Linked DNA regions of Mus musculus: region 1 is linked to region 2. A link is a loop called in an ENCODE intact Hi-C map of the cell type or tissue named here. Cell type or tissue: gastrocnemius. All regions are shown on one strand. Links, peaks and the distances in the headings refer to the core of each region. The heading gives the core; the rest is flanking DNA. Region 1 has its middle 21 kb from the start of Dmp1. Region 2 overlaps Mepe (matrix extracellular phosphoglycoprotein with ASARM motif (bone)).

What was found. A loop is a pair of places that touch in the nucleus more often than their neighbours do. Peaks named below come from ENCODE experiments on the same cell type or tissue, not always from the same donor. Only the 100,000 strongest peaks of a DNase experiment are listed, where the experiment ranks them.
Region 1: a loop joins it to region 2, with 7 times the contacts of the local background. A loop is called at or near these places in 27 of 42 quality-filtered maps.

The regions. Positions count from the first base shown.
Region 1 is chr5:104,219,121-104,227,452 of GRCm38, forward strand. No RefSeq gene overlaps it. Among named protein-coding and RNA genes, the nearest start is that of Dmp1, 21 kb to the left of the region's middle. In gastrocnemius, for the core only: no CTCF peak of the experiment used is centred there; no DNase peak of the experiment used is centred there.
Region 2 is chr5:104,330,199-104,338,530 of GRCm38, forward strand. It overlaps Mepe (matrix extracellular phosphoglycoprotein with ASARM motif (bone)), which reads left to right. Exons shown (of 3, transcript NM_053172.2): 3 at 6,876-8,332. The coding sequence ends at 8,123. Among named protein-coding and RNA genes, the nearest start is that of Mepe, 9.0 kb to the left of the region's middle. In gastrocnemius, for the core only: a CTCF peak has its summit at 3,366 (motif pointing left); DNase peaks (open chromatin) are centred at 3,142 and 3,341.

The DNA.
Region 1 (8,332 bases), core at 64-8,063, 110 kb before region 2:
TCACCCCCATCCCTGAGGATCACGGGATCCAGAGCACAGGAGGTTCTTATATTGGAAGGTCCTGGTCCTTTATCTGTCACCAATAACTTTATATATTCCCGTGCATGCTGTCACAATCTCTGTGAGTTCATATGTGTGTCAGGCTGATATGTGAGGAAGACACCATTTCCATCGCCTCTGCCTCTCAGTCCTTCTGCCTCCTCTACTGTACGTAGCAAAAATCAATAATTAAAAAAAAAAAGTTAAATAAACGAACACCCCGCATCAACTCTCCTTTGCAAGTGTCCACTTTATTATCGAAAAAGCTCCCACTGTTTAAACTAAAGTCTGGTGTTTTCATCCTCTGAGTCGTTTTACCTGCCTGTGAGTAGATGAGGGCTTAGGATACACCAGCCCTAAATTTGCCGTTCAGATGACGCCGCTGCATCAACTGTGTGGGGATAATGCTCACTCTGCTCTCACCTGTCTCTTGAGAGCAGAAGAAAAAGTTCATATGTAAAAGATGCCCTTGCCAAAAGGAAAGGGTAGTGCTTATCGAGGGAAGCAGGAGGAAATGCCTTTGACATTAACCTCATTTTCATTGTTACTTCTCTACCTGGATAGCTGCCCTCCTCGAGCCCCCTTGCCTTGTTCTGTCCCCTCGACTTTCTACTCTGTGCAATTCAGTGTTTGTGTTCAACTCCATACCTCCGGATCTTCACTCCCCTGCTAGGTTCTCAGGTCTGGCTGAAAAACCCAAGTATAGAGATAAAGTTTTGCTTTCCTCACAGAGGCACACAACATAGAGACAGGAAGCAAGAAGCACGATTAGGAGGTTGCCATGGTGTGTTAGTTAGGACTCTTTAAGCGATGGAAAGAATTTAAAAAGTAAATTATCGCGGGGCGTGGTGGCGCACGCCTTTAATCCCAGCACTTGGGAGGCAGAGGCAGGCAGGTTTCTGAGTTCGAGGCCAGCCTGGTCTACAGAGTGAGTTCCAGGACAGCCAGGGCTACACAGAGAAACCCTGTCTCGAAAAACCAAAAAATAAAAAAATTTTAAAAAGTAACTTATCATAAGGAAACTAGAATGAAATACAAGAAGCCCAAGGAGGGAGACATCACTGGAGCTCTGCTTCCTGCTCCCAGAGCTCCGCCTCCTGCTCCCAGAGCTCCGCCTCCTGCTCCCAGAGCTCCACCTCCTGCTCCCGGAGCTCTGCCTCCTGCTCTGGGTCTGTCCTCTACCTTTTGTATGCTTCTCTCCTCTTCCTCAGCCACAGGCATTTCCTACTTTTGTTGACATGTATGGAGAGAAGCATGGCTACCAACATCCAGACACAACATATCCACCAACACAGATGATTTCGGTTTTCGTCAGGTCTAGGGAAAGATTTTGCCTTGCCTAACTCGGACCGACCCAATGTTATCAGTGGGACAAGATCCAGTAACTTAAAATGGGTCTATTGAGCACACACTTAGAAAAAGGCAGTTTCCAGATGTGAGTTGGGGTGCATAGATCCAAGAACGTGTCTAATCCACATCAGGACCTAGACAGAAGCCATAGCGTGTGATTCCATTGTGACATGGTGACTTGGTGTGGCAGTGATAAGGTGATTGGTGTAATGGTGACACAGTATCAAGCTGGTGTGGTGTCAAGGTTCCATGGTGTGTCAGTGTTAAGGTGTACGGTGACATGGTAACATGGTGTCATGGTAACATGGTGACATGCTGTCATGGTGACATGTTGTCATGGTGTCATAGCAACATGGTGTTATGCTATCATGGTGATCTGCTGTCATGTGACATGGTGTCATGGTGAGATGGTGTCATGATGACTGGTGTCATGGCGTGACAATGATAATGTGATTGGAGATGTGGTACCATGGTGTATGCTGTCATGGTGATGTGTTTTGATGGAGATATGGTGCCATTGCCATATGGTGCCATGGCATGTGGTGTCATGGTTCCATAGTGATAGGCTTCTGTGGGGATATGGTACCTTTACTGGTTGGTATTGTGTGTCAACTTGACACAGCTGGAGTTATCACAGAGAAAGGAGCCTCTCTTGAGGAAATACCTCCATGAGATTCAGCTGTAAGGCATCTTCTCAATTAGTGATCAAAGGGGCAGAGCCTCTTGTGGTTGGTGCCACCCCTGGGCTGGAAGACCTGGGTTCTATAAGAAAGTAAGCTAAGCAAGCCAGGGGAAGCAAACCAGTAAGTAACCTCCCTCCATGGCCTCTGCATCAGCTCCTGCTTCTTGACCTGCTTGAGTTCCAGTCTAGACTTCCTTTGGTGATGAATAGCAGTGTGGAAGTGTAAGCTGAATAAACCCTTTCCTCCCCAACTTGCTTCTTGGTCATATTTGTGCAGGAATAGAAACACTGACTAAGACAGTGCCATGATTCTTGAATTGTGTCCTAGTGATTAGATGGCAAGGAGACATGGAAGAAATAAATAAAAGGACACATAGATAAGATATATTTGGAAGACATAATTGTGGGAATGGAAATGATTAGATAAAAGATGAAAGACTAAATATGTCACACCTTGCAGATACCACAAACCAAAACAAGGAAAGCTTACACTTGGGAATATGGGCAGAAAATTTTGTGACTTGGTGATGTTGATAATTTTAAGCTGGCCTAAAATGTCTACCTAGATTTTTGTGGTAGATCATAACATATTTTGAGAAGATTTAAATTTAGTTTTTACAACCTCTAATTGAAAACATAGTAAGTTGCCTTACGTAATTGGATCTTTTGATGCAGCAGAACAAAGACACCAAGCTGGAATGTTTTCTTTGCTATTGCTTGCACATACAGTATTTTAGGGCACACTACTTGGAGTTGGATAAGCAGTTAGGGTGCTCATCTTTGGGGAAGACTAATTCTCACCCTCTCTGGAAGGTTTTAATGATTTGTAGCTCTTCATCTAGGGGTTTAAAAAAAAATCTTAACTCCATGTTCTATTCCATTGGAAAGATACTGAACTACCTCAGACCCAATTCTGAAGTATAATTTGCTATTTTGTAATCTAAAAACAAACAAGCAAACAAACAAACAAATAAATAAATGTCTTTAAAGAGGGGCCTTGTCTGATCTGGGGCAATGGGGACTCATGGCTGAATCCTTCAATAAGCACCAATCTCCCCTCTGCCCCCAGTGGGAATCCGAGCAAAGCTTGCTTCCCCTACATGTCCACTCTCTTTGTTCAAAGCTCTTCTTATTGCCCTTGGCTGAGTCAGTGGGGTTAGGATACTTCTTCGGCTACCCCAACACAGTAGTTGACACTATAGTCGGCTCCAGGCCACCTTCAGCTTCCTCACAGGTGGCTTCTGCACGGGCTACCAAGAAAGGATGAGCAGGGTGGAACAAGAGTTTCTAGTCTAACCTCAGGAGCGACATCTCGTCTCCTTTGCTCTCTAAATGTGTACCACATGAGTACTTAGTGCCCTCAGAGGTGAGGAGAGACTGCCAGACTGCCGACACTGGAGTTAAGAATACTTTTCAGCTGATATATGGGTGCTGGAAGCCAAATCCCAGACCTCTGCAAGAGCAACAAGTGCTCTGGACCACAAGGCCCCACAGAACGGTGATTTTTACTGTGTATATCTGGGGATAGTTCTATGACATGGTAGTCACCACTGTCTACTATGGACAATGTTGTGGAGGACACAGCTTCTTCCAGTCTCTTTTATGTTGGTCCATAACAAGTTGTTTGGAGCTCTCATTACCAGGAAGGGCTGTGTCTCACAAGCAACCGATTTATTCTAAACTCACATACCCTCTGAATTACAGATAGTGTTTCTCTCTTTGCTCACCTAACACTGGGTTTAACACATGCCTGTGGCCAGCTGTGAGTGAATAGTAACTTGGATGTGCTACGCCTCGGGTGTATTGATACCCTAGCTGCCCCCTTGGCATAACTTTATTTTCTTGCCCTTATTTCCCCTTAACTCAGATTTGCTCATCCGTTTGGCTTCCCCTAGTCTGTGTGGCTTTGCAAGCTGCCTTGGATCCTTTATAGCAAAGAGCCATGTTTCTCAGAAGTTCTCACAACACACGCAGCTCCAGTCAGACTGCTGTCACTCTGCGAGCATCCTGGTGGTGAATCCCATGACACTGAGGGGACACTCTGGGTCTCAACCTTGAACAGTCTTTTATATCTGACAGAAGTTCTCCACTACCATGTGAGACGCTTCACAGCTGCCTGCTCTTAAGCGTTTGGACGGCTATAATTTTACAAAATAATCCGAACAAAGATTCCATACTCTGGATGCATTCTTAGCAGACTGCTAGCTCCCACCAACCCCAAAGCTAAGAATGTCAGCAGAGACCTTCTGAAACCTACAGCAGTATCCCCTGCTTTGCTAAACAACACCTGCCTATGTCCTGACCAAATTCATTTAGTAAATGCCTTGATGATCCCCTTTGTTCTGTAAGTATAGTAAGTTCATGAAATCATTCCCACATTAGAGAATGTTATTCATGTCATTAAAACGGGACATTATAACAGGACACTATAACATTAGAGAACGTTATTCAGAACAACCTAAACCCTTGTTCACAGGCCAAGATCAATTGAATTTGGCACAGGAAAAAAATAAAAAATAAAACAAAACAAAATCTTCTTATTTCCTTTGAGATAAAAGCTGTGAATTATCCCAATAGTTCTAGATCTCCCTTAGGGTCCCACTTTTACCACAGAAGCCATTCAAGTGAGCACTGGGATCCCCGGGACTTCTGTGGCCAGCTTAAATGAATTCTTTCTGGAGCTCAGATTGTTCCTTTGGCGTGGGAAGGGTCTGTTGGTTTTCTCTGAGCTGGTTGTGGGATATCCTTTTGTTTGTGGGAGTGGTGGATCAGAGCACTTTCCTGGTTTTGTTTTTCAAACATTTATCTTTTGGCATCTAGCCTTTCCCCGTCATTCCTCCAGTGACCTAACTCTGCATCTTTTCCATGGTCTCTCCCACTTCCTGTGAGCTTGTCCCTCTTTCTTGGGAGATTCCATGAGTGGTTGATCATAAAGACACAGAAGGACAGAAGCACATGTTCCTTCCAAGCACATCAGGGTGGGGATTTAAACAATGCAGATTCTTTTCCTGTTTGATAGATGGCTGTGCTGAGGAAGATTGCTAGGGACCTATCTGCCAGGTCACTAGGGACCTATCTGCCTGGAGCCTCCTGACCTGGAGTGGGTTGAAACGAGACATAGAATAGGACTCTGGCATGGCTTTAAAGACTGATGGTCTCCGGATGTTCTAGCTCTCTAACTATACTGAATGCTGATGATAACTTCTAAGAAGTCCTACGGACTTTCTTGTTCATTCTGAGGGTTAAAACCTTCTGGCTTAGGTGATTAGCACCTGTAGCCTATCAGCAGGGGATTAAGTAATGTAGCCTTATCTCTGAAGGAACTGTGTGGCTCTAACATTCAGCCTGCTGGCTGAAGTCTCAGGAAGAAAGAGGGACACATTGGAAAGTGAATTTATTGTTTATTTCTCAACTGTAAAAATGTCCTATGAAAGCTCTCTAAGAAAAGGGAAAACACAGAATGGTGATCTCTTTGTCTTTCAGAATACATGGTCATATTGTAAAAAGCGCATCAGAAGTTTACACATAAATCAAATCAGAAATCAAATAAGAAGTTTACAACATCTGGGTAAGTGTACATCACCTGTCACAGCTCCACAGGTTCATGGAGAGTTAAAAACCATAACTAAGTTATTAGTGAAGTTTTATATAGATAAACCCAGTCAATATTTTATCTTCTGCCCTAGCACCTATAATAAATCATCAGTTCCCTGTTTATGGCCTTTGGTTAATGGTTTTACAACCTCTTGGAAGGTGCTCTGAGTAGGAAAAAGTCTGGTCACTATCTAGAAGCAGTCAACTGGTGACACATGGAGACTGGCAGAGTTCTCACTGAAGTTTTGACTATCAGAAAATGTCCTAATAACAGTCCCACTATAGAAGAACTTAGTAAATACTGACATAACTTTAGGAATTCTTATAAGATCATTACTAAGAATTAAGAAGTCATCTTTTTGTCTATATGACATCACTACAGGACAGTACATCTTCGTAAATCTGCAGAGACCTGCTTAAAAGGGTGGGCTAATACCTAGTGATTGTCATCCATGTTAAATAATAACAGGAAAAGCATATTAATAGCAAGAGTCTTTCCAAAAATGATTTTCTCTTGAGCCTTGTCTATTGGAGCAAATCTGTCATGGATTATTTATTAATACAAGGCAGACTCATCTCAGGAAGATCACCTGCTAGTTATTAGCTTGTTGGTTCCTGACACCTATCCTTTAGTAGTGCCTGTCACACACAGCAGAAGAGGCTGAGATAGAAGGTTGCACAGCAACCCACAGAACAAAGGAAGTTCCTACTTCAGAGGTCTCTGTGTATCACAGCTTAGTGTAGGCACCGGGCAGAATGTAGAGCTATAGAAAGGAAATAAACAGAATAACTTCTTAAATGGAAAGGTAATAAGTTATTATAAACACTCCAAGCATTAATAAAATATTTCACGGGATAAAAGTAACTATAGACACGAGAAAAAAAGTGGGGCATTGTGATTAAGGAGAGTGACCCAGAGTGTGCTTGCTTGGTGAGATCAGCTGCTTCCCTCAGCTGCTACCTTGCTACTTCATTATCTTAATTTTAGATGTCATATTCCCATTGTGTGTCACACGTAATGTGTTATGTCATGCTCAAAGGATGAAAGCAAATCAGAACTGGATCATAATAGTTAACACTATAACACATAAAAACTAACACTGACAAGTTTTGGAGATTTTCTGCTTGGCTCTACCAACAGTTTTGCTTTCTTTACAGATTGCTGTCTTGCCTATGTTTTGTTTGCCAGTTTTCTGTTGAGGTTTTTTTTTTGTTTCCTCCTAACTTCATTGTGCTGTTCATATTATTGAGTTAGAGGAGGTTACATATACGATACATTTAGTATATAGTGTATATATGTCTTTTTAACATTGTCACAATGTTTTTGCTGTCCTCAGTCTTAAAAGGAAGTGAAGAGAGATCACTGACTCTCCTGTGACAAGTCTAGATAGTTTGTACTTCTGCATGTACTTTATTATCAGCTGCACATCTCATCAGGGTGGTGTTGCCTAGAAATTCGGGAAGGTTTGACTCCAGAAGCTCACATCCATGTGACACCTGCCTCTTTCAAACTATGAACCCATAATTTTAAATTCCTTGTTTAATATCTCTGAGTAGTGTCTTCACAGTTTTTAGATAAAACATCTTCATATTTTTGTTTAAGTTTACTCCTAAGTATTTTATGTTTTTAATGTGGGTTTTCTAGACTCATCTTTGTAATTTGTAGATATTTTTCCTTTACCAGTCTAACATGAGACCTGTCAAGTAGATGAACAAGACTAACTGTTGTTTCCATCTATTTTTCCTGTGTTCCATTTTTCTTTGTTTTTCTAAGTTGATCACCAATATCTATTATTTTAATCTTCACCTCAGTTTAATTTGCTTCTGCTTTCTTTTTCAATGCAGAGTACAAGCCACTAATTAATTTAATTTTTATCCCACAGTCTCTTATTCTCTGAAAAAAAAAGTGCAGAGAATTCGGCCAGTTGTGTGTCCGTATTAACAGTCATTTGCTGAAGAAGCTTCTCTGGTGAGGAGAAGCTCAAAGCTTGGGTAGAAGGATAAGTCAGCAGAAGTCGGTTTAATACTGTGTCAATTTGCAGAGTAACAGCAGTGTATTCTCTAGGCCCCATGACCTGCCTAGCACCAGGTTCTTGGCCCTAGTAATGGTGACTGGGATGGGTTTTAACTGTACAGTGGTCCTTAGATCCAGCCAGGAAGTGGTTGGTTACTTCCGTGACATTCACACCACTGTCATACCAGTGGGCATGTCTTGGCAGGCTAGTCCCTGATGGCTTCCAGGGTTCTTAGCTGGGCAAGGCTACCCTTTCCCTTTCTTCTGTCACTATGAACAATGACAGTAGCTATGACACTTCCAGGTGACAGCACCTGCTTGATTGCTCCACGTCCCAAGACTCAAGTGTGTTGTGTCCTTAGCAAAAGTGTCTTATTGTCATGTTCTGGAGAATAATCAAGAGCCATGTAAGCCACTGATTTTAAACCTTTACATGTAAGCATTCACTGTAATTACTACATTGGCTGCTTCTTAAAATACTTTCTAAAATTCCTGCCTAGATTCTTGTCTGATATAGGATATATCATAAATGGTTGATAATTTACAGATGTGAAGATTATCTACAGATGTAAAATTTTCTTTTTGATATATTTTGTTTATTTCTAATTTATTTCCCTGTTTTCTCGACAACATTCTTTATAGTGTTTCAATCC
Region 2 (8,332 bases), core at 291-8,290:
CCTGGTGCCTACATCTATTCTACCGCATCCGTGACACCAGCACAGCCCACTCCTCCTGTGACTAATCTACTCTAGCACACCCATGACACCAGCACACCCCACTCCTTTGTTCCTTTCGCCACATCGAGATAAGCAACAACTTTTCAAAGCAAATAAGAAAACGAAAACACTGATATTTGAAAAGTTGTCACACCATTTTGTACAGAGAAAACTTGCCCCCAGGGTTCTTAGATTCTCTATTTTGTGTGACATTTTGTTTGACATCTCACAAGGCCTGCAGTAGCTACCTATGACTATTCCTGTGTCTGGCTTCTATAGGCCTCAGCAGACAAGTCACCGACTGACACTTTCACTCTGATCAAAGAGACTGCCTGAACCCTGGCTAAAATGATTTGCCCTGTGAGGAGGCACCACAGGTGTGCCTTTACACACAGGCTACAGCTTGTGTATCCTCAGCACCAGCACAGCACAGCACAGCACACCACAGCACAGCACAGCACCATCACAGCACACACAGCACTGCACAGCCCAGCACAGCACAGCACACACAGCACAGCACAGCACAGCACAGCACAGCACAGCACACACAGCACAGCACAGCACAGCACAGCACAGCACAGCACAGCACAGCACTGCACAGCACAGCACAGCACTGCACAGCACAGCACAGCACAGCACACACAGCACAGCACAGCACAGCACACCACAGCACAGCACAGCACAGCACAGCACACACAGCACAGCACACCACAGCACACCACAGCACCGTCACAGCACAGCACAGCACAGCACAACCCAGCACAGCACAGCACAGCACTGCACAGCACAGCACAGCACACACAGCACAGCACAGCACAGCACACCACAACACAGCACAGCACAGCACAGCACAGCACACACAGCACAGCACAGCACACCACAGCACAGCACAGCACCGTCACAGCACAGCACAGCACAGCACAACCCAGCACAGCACAGCACAGCACAGCACAACCCAGCACAGCACAACCCAGCACAGCACAGCACAGCACAGCACAGCACTGCACAGCACAGCACAGCACACACAGCACAGCACACACAGCACAGCACAGCACACCACAGCACAGCACAGCACAGCACAGCACACACAGCACAGCACAGCACAGTACAGCACACCACAGCACAGCACAGCACCGTCACAGCACAGCACAGCACAGCACAGCACAACCCAGCACAGCACAACCCAGCACAGCACAACCCAGCACAGCACAGCACAGCACAGCACAGCACAGCACAGCACAGCACAGCACAGCACAACCCAGCACAGCACAGCACAGCACAGCACAGCACAGCACAGCACACACAGCACACAAAGCACAGCACAGCACAGCACACCACAGCACAGCACAGCACCGTCACAGCCCAGCACAGCCCAGCACACACAGCACACACAGCACAGCACACACAGCACAGCACAGCACAACCCAGCACAACCCAGCACAACCCAGCACAGCACAGCACAGCACAGCACAGCACAGCACAGCACACACAGCACAGCACAGCACAGCACAGCACACACAGCACAGCACAGCACAGCACCATCACAGCACAGCACAGCACAGCACAGCATAGCACACACAGCACAGCACAGCACAGCACAGCACAGCACACACAGCACAGCACAACCCAGCACAGCACAGCACAGCACAGCACTGCACAGCACAGCACAGCACACACAGCACAGCACACACAGCACAGCACAGCACACCACAGCACAGCACAGCACACACAGCACAGCACAGCACAGCACACCACAGCACAGCACAGCACACCACAGCACAGCACAGCACCGTCACAGCCCAGCACAGCCCAGCACACACAGCAAACACAGCACAGCACACACAGCACAGCACAGCACAACCCAGCACAACCCAGCACAACCCAGCACAGCACAGCACAGCACAGCACAGCACAGCACACACAGCACAGCACAGCACAGCACAGCACAGCACCATCACAGCACAGCACAGCACAGCACAGCATAGCACACACAGCACAGGACAGCACACACAGCACAGCACACCACAGCACATACAGCACAGCACACACAGCACAGCACACACAGCACAGCACAGCACACACAGCACACACAGCACAGCACACCACTGCCCAAGCTCTGGCCAACTTCACTTTAACACCTCAGGTTTGCCAATGAATATGTCTTTCCTATGGGTTACAACGGATGACTACTATCCTAAACTGGAACACTGTGCCTGCCTCTCCTCTCCCCATCACATCACAGGGTCGCGTCTTTATGCTGGAAGTTCTCTTTTAGAGATAGCTTTGCCATCTAGTGGGGAAGAACTTTTTTCCCCTAATAGATAAATATTTAAGAAAAAGTGGACCCAATCTTTCTTTCAGTCAGAATGATTTTTCCCCCCCAGGTTAATATAATCCAGTGAAAGACATAGAAGTAAAACATTTGTTGTTTGAAGAAATGAATGAAAGAACTTCTATTTGGTGAAACTGAGTCTCTTGTTTCCTTGCAGACATTTCAACCACAGACTGTGAAAACTAAGCAAGGGTGTGTGGAGGAACAGAGGATAAACAGAGTTATTCCTCTCAAATAACAATTTTAGCTCTGTAGAGAAAAAAAGAACAGCAAGTGAAAAAAGCTAACTACCAAAATGTTGTTGGGTGCTTAGGCCAGACGTGCACAGTATCCAGCAGAATTATGTCACATTCTAGTTCAGTATAATCCCTACAACAGATGATTGAAAATTTCCAAGCATTGATCGCTTTTTTTTTTCCAGTGTGATTTCATTCTTTAAATGAAACCATGGTTTTCTACACAAGTTTCAGAGGAATAAGAATTCTGGGACACTGTAATGAGCAAACACTGTTCCCCACCTATGTGCAGCGTGTGACAACAAAGAGAGGAAGGGGCTGTGTCAACAGCTTTAATGGGGAATCAGGTTCACATGGAAGTAGTTTTCTGCATGTATCCAGAAAGTTAAGCAAACGCTGTCAGATTTGCATGTCACCAAACCACATCGGAATGTCAGCTAAAAATCACAAAGGTCCAAGTGACAAACTTCAAAGCCAGAAGGGTCATGTGTGGTGGCCATTTGCCAACTAGCTGGACCTTAGCCATGGGCAAAGTAAAACCTACCTTTCCTCTAATGCCCGCTCCCTTCTGCTCTGGAAATATCCACTCGTGTTGCAACGCCACTGAGTTGGCAGGATATATGAGATATGGCAGGAAGACTGACACGTTGTGGAAGACAAACAATTGACAGCAGCATGCAGGGAAAACAAATTTTAAGACTAGTACAAGAGAGCCCTATAGGTGGCTGCCTTCTAGGATGGCTGACACACGCCCTCTTGTGGTTACAGGTAGTACTGCCTATTCCCCAAGGGAGAACTTGACTTCTCTCAAGTTAAAAACTATCGCATAGTATTAAGAAGATATCAAGAAATTTTCGTAAGAGACAAAACCACCTCAATATAATGGAATAGTTGACATATCATTTATAAAATGATAAAAATCCATAAAAATATGTCTACACCGAGCATAAGTGAAGGTGAGTGACCATGAGAAGATTCCTGACATGTGAACTAGTCAGTGGAGATGGAAGGAGACAGTGAGCTCTGGTTTCCAGTGTGGATGTTGCCTTTGTTCCCTTCCCCCACACTCCCCAGGTCCTAAAGTCACTGTGCTGTGCAAGTCTGTGTTCCAGAATCTTCCTTGTCCCTATCCATTGCTTTGGCCCAAACCATGTCCTGGTTTAGGGCCTACTTCTGCAACCGTGGCCGTGATGGGCCGTGAGAGCCTGTAATTGTCATTTTGCTGTGCATTAACGGCACTGTACTTCATGAGGGGGTTTCTGAGCATATTCTAGACCATATGCTAGAACAGTGTAGACTCCCGGGGAGTCGGGGGGGGGGGAACGCAGTTACTATGACAGGCTGTCTGGTTGTAAAGAGTAACACGTGTCTCTTACACCCATTCCATGGATCACCTCATCCGTGTCCAGTCACACTGAAGAGGAAGAACGAGGCTCTTGTCACTGGGATGGCGATAATTCTTTCACTCAGTGGCTTCTTGCAGACTCGATGCCCAAAGAGCTAAAGAGAGCTAAAGAGTAAAGGGCTATTACTTTCCTAAAGCTGGCTTGCCAGAAATCCTTTGTATGGCCACCTGTAAGGCGGCATCATTCTGTCTATGTGAAAGTTAGCTAATTTTGGTTCCGCCGTGGCATGTGTTTTTGGTGCTCCTGCTGAGTAAGAGGCAGGGCAAGCTGAAGCAAAGGAGGAATGCAATTCCTTCTCTCTAAGATCTGAGAGACAGAAAATGATCACAGGGAACAGAAGACGGGATGTGGAAGGTGTCATGTGAGGGCCCCCAAACCTCCAGTCGCACCTTAGGGGCTGAGAGTAGAAAGAAATCAGTTCCCAATGAGTTCCGGTCTGGTGTTCAGACACAGTTCCGGTACACAACGGAAACTGTGAGCTAGGTTGTGGGGAGCAGTAAGGTTCCAGAGCACAGAGTGAGTGGGAGAGGCTGCTGTCCAATGAAAGGAAGCCCTGAGCTAAGGCAGGACGGAGAAGACAGACCAGTCAGCTGACTCGCAGCCGGTCACGCAGCCGAGGACGGACTGGAGATTCCTGCGCACAGGCAGGACAGGACGCCTTTTGTACTTTAAAATATTTTCTCAGACAAATGGTTAACGGTCCTGTGGCAAAATTAAAACATAGCCTCATGCTCTTTATTATATATATTACAGAACAGTTGTATTTACTCCCCTAGCTAAATGCACGCTAGTCATTAGTAGGCACGCCACCGTTCTTAACAAAAAATTCCTCTGAGAGTAGGGAGAAAAAAATGAAAATGCTTAAGTTTAAATTTGATATATTGGTTTTTCTAACCTACCTGTTCAGCTCAAAATGGCTTAACAGAAGTAAGTAAATAGACATACATGCCCAACGCAAGCTTTCTGAAGCTTGATGACTTAAACTAAGTCAAGTATTTAGAATATTTTCTGGTCAAAAGTAAATCAGTCCAGATCCTTTTTTTTTTTTTCTTCTCATAACAAAATCCTATTTTCAGAATAGGCTTGGGGCTATAAAAGATCGTGTGTAGTGGTATCATCCTTCCCATGTGAAATTCATTAATAATTGTATTTTACAATGAAAACAAATGGAGAATTTTGGGAGATTTTGGAGACTTCATACTAACAAGTTCTCCCAGACTAAAAGGGACTTCCTCAAATTACCCTTACCTGCAGTTCAAGCGTCTGCAGAGGCAACAGTCTTAAAGCTCCCAACACTTAATTGGGTGCATTTTAAGGCAGAGGATGCCCAGTAAGATGGCTCAGAAATGGCTGCCACCCCAGTCAACCTGAGCTCTGCCACCAGAGCTGACATGGTGGAAGGGGAGTTCAGACACTCACAAGTTATTCTCTAACACTGATACACGGGTATGACACACTCAGGTACTCCCCACGCTGCAACGCAGGCACGCATGCACACATGCGAGACACACACACACAGTATTCTTAATTAGAGACTGGGGGACATCAAAACCCCATTTTAGGTCACATTCGATCAGAGGCCACAGGTTGCAGAACACAGTCAAGAACGAGTCCACAATTCCCTGCCACTACACACAATTCAATAACTTCTAGAGACTGGAAGGACAGCTGTGAGTCCTATGAGGAAATGAGTCTCTTATCACTATCTGGGGAAGCAAGCTAGCATTCCACCAAAGGCAGGCACCACACAGCCTTGCACAAACGGTAGCTGCTATCATTTATATAGAACTTGGTTAGTGAGAGATCTGTGCTAGATACCTTACCTGCATTGTATCTCTTAACATGAGTATATCTTTTTTAAATCCCAAAATGTGTTTATTTTCTTATTTTATAATGAAAAATTTGATGCCCAAAGAAGCAAAGTAGCATCCCCGGGTCACGTGCTTCCCGGGTCACGTGCTTCCCTGGGTCACATGTCTCCCCAGCTCATCCAGTCCAAAGAGGGATGGCAGCTGCTGAGATACCTGAGCCCTCCTATAGCACAGTTACTTCAGCCTGCACTGGAGTGAGAGATTGGGACCATTTGGGGGCTGGAGAGATGATTCAATAGCCAAGACACTTACTTCTCTCCCAGAGGATCAGGGTTTGTTTTTGTGCACTCACAGGGCAGCTCACATGTGCATCTGACACACACGGTGCCCAGACGTATTAAATATTTTGTCGGTTATCTCATCTGATGCAGTTCACCATGGCCCCCACACTCCTGATCAGCGTCTTTGTGATCTTCCTCACCTCCCAAAGGTGTAAGCTTCCAGCTGAATCCTCTTTTGCTCCGTATAGACGCTTTCATCTATTCTTATTTTTAGTTATCATAACCAAGATGTTAACAAGCTCAAGGGAAGCGCGCCTGTTGAAGCGTGTCAAAAATACATTGGTCCTACCACTTAGTCTTAAAAGATTCACATTGTTTTGCTTCTGAGTATTTGACTCTTACCTTCCCATCAAATCTACCTCAGTCTTACTCTTCCATGAAAGCTGCATAGCTCCTTCCATCCCTATTGAGTTGTAGACTTTACATTAAATATATTTTATACATTAAATATAATTTATATATATAATAGGTTTTAATACTTCTTATGAATTATAGGGTTTTTTAAACTTAACATAAAATAATCACTTTACGCTCTTTTTTTTTACTTTATCTAAAAGGAAAGTAAGTATTGCCTTTCACCATTTTGATCATGAGTCAACTCTGAAAGAAATCATTACCCAGAAAACAAAAGAGAGAGAAAGACTTGTCTAGTTTGAAACCAATGAATATAACCAAGTAGTAAAACTCCAAATCTTTCTGTAAATCCACAGATGCCGAATGAAGACAGGAGCAGCTGCGGCAATCAAGACAGCATTCACAAGGACTTGGCAGCATCTGTGTATCCTGATCCCACGGTGGATGAAGGCACAGAGGATGGGCAAGGTGCTCTCCTTCACCCGCCTGGCCAGGACAGGTATGGTGCTGCCCTCCTCAGAAATATCACGCAGCCTGTAAAGAGTCTAGTGACTGGGGCCGAACTACGGAGGGAAGGAAACCAGGAGAAGAGACCTCAGAGTGTTCTAAGCGTAATTCCAGCAGATGTCAATGATGCTAAAGTCTCCTTAAAAGACATAAAGAATCAAGAGAGTTATCTGCTAACCCAGAGCAGCCCGGTCAAAAGCAAACACACCAAACACACCCGCCAGACCCGACGGAGCACTCACTACCTGACACATCTCCCACAGATCAAGAAGACTCCCAGTGACCTTGAAGGCAGTGGCTCCCCAGATCTTCTAGTGAGGGGAGATAATGATGTCCCCCCTTTCAGTGGAGATGGGCAACATTTTATGCACATTCCTGGCAAAGGAGGTGCTGGGTCTGGTCCTGAAAGCTCAACTAGTCGCCCCCTCTCAGGCTCCAGCAAAGCTGAAGTTATTGACCCACATATGAGTGGACTAGGCTCTAATGAGATCCCGGGGAGAGAAGGACATGGTGGCAGTGCCTATGCAACCAGAGACAAAGCTGCACAGGGGGCAGGCTCTGCAGGTGGGAGCCTTGTGGGGGGCAGCAATGAAATCACAGGCAGCACCAATTTCAGGGAACTCCCCGGAAAAGAAGGAAACAGAATTAATGCCGGCAGCCAAAATGCTCATCAAGGGAAAGTAGAATTTCACTATCCACAAGTGGCCTCGAGAGAAAAGGTAAAGGGGGGCGTGGAGCATGCAGGGAGAGCTGGTTACAACGAAATCCCCAAGAGCAGCAAAGGTAGCTCTAGCAAAGATGCAGAAGAGTCCAAAGGGAACCAATTAACCTTGACTGCAAGCCAAAGATTTCCAGGTAAAGGCAAAAGCCAGGGCCCTGCTCTGCCCTCTCACAGTCTTAGTAATGAGGTTAAAAGTGAAGAAAACCATTATGTGTTCCATGGACAAAATAATCTTACACCGAATAAAGGGATGTCACAGCGGAGAGGCTCCTGGCCTTCGAGAAGACCCAATTCCCACAGGCGCGCTAGCACCCGCCAAAGAGACAGCAGCGAGTCGTCATCCAGTGGGAGTTCTAGTGAGAGTCATGGTGACTAGTCCCTGGGATTGAACCAGTCCCCTGCTCTAGTCCTGGAGGAAGAGAGGGCACAGCAGGAACTGAGCAAGCCAACAGACCTGGTCCCCTCCAGGACATTGTGCTATTTTAATGGTGGTTATAAGAATTTCTACTCAAAGTTCTAATGCTTTTTTCAATAAAAACTTTCATAAGAATTTGTATAATAGGTAATATTTGGACAGGCGACACA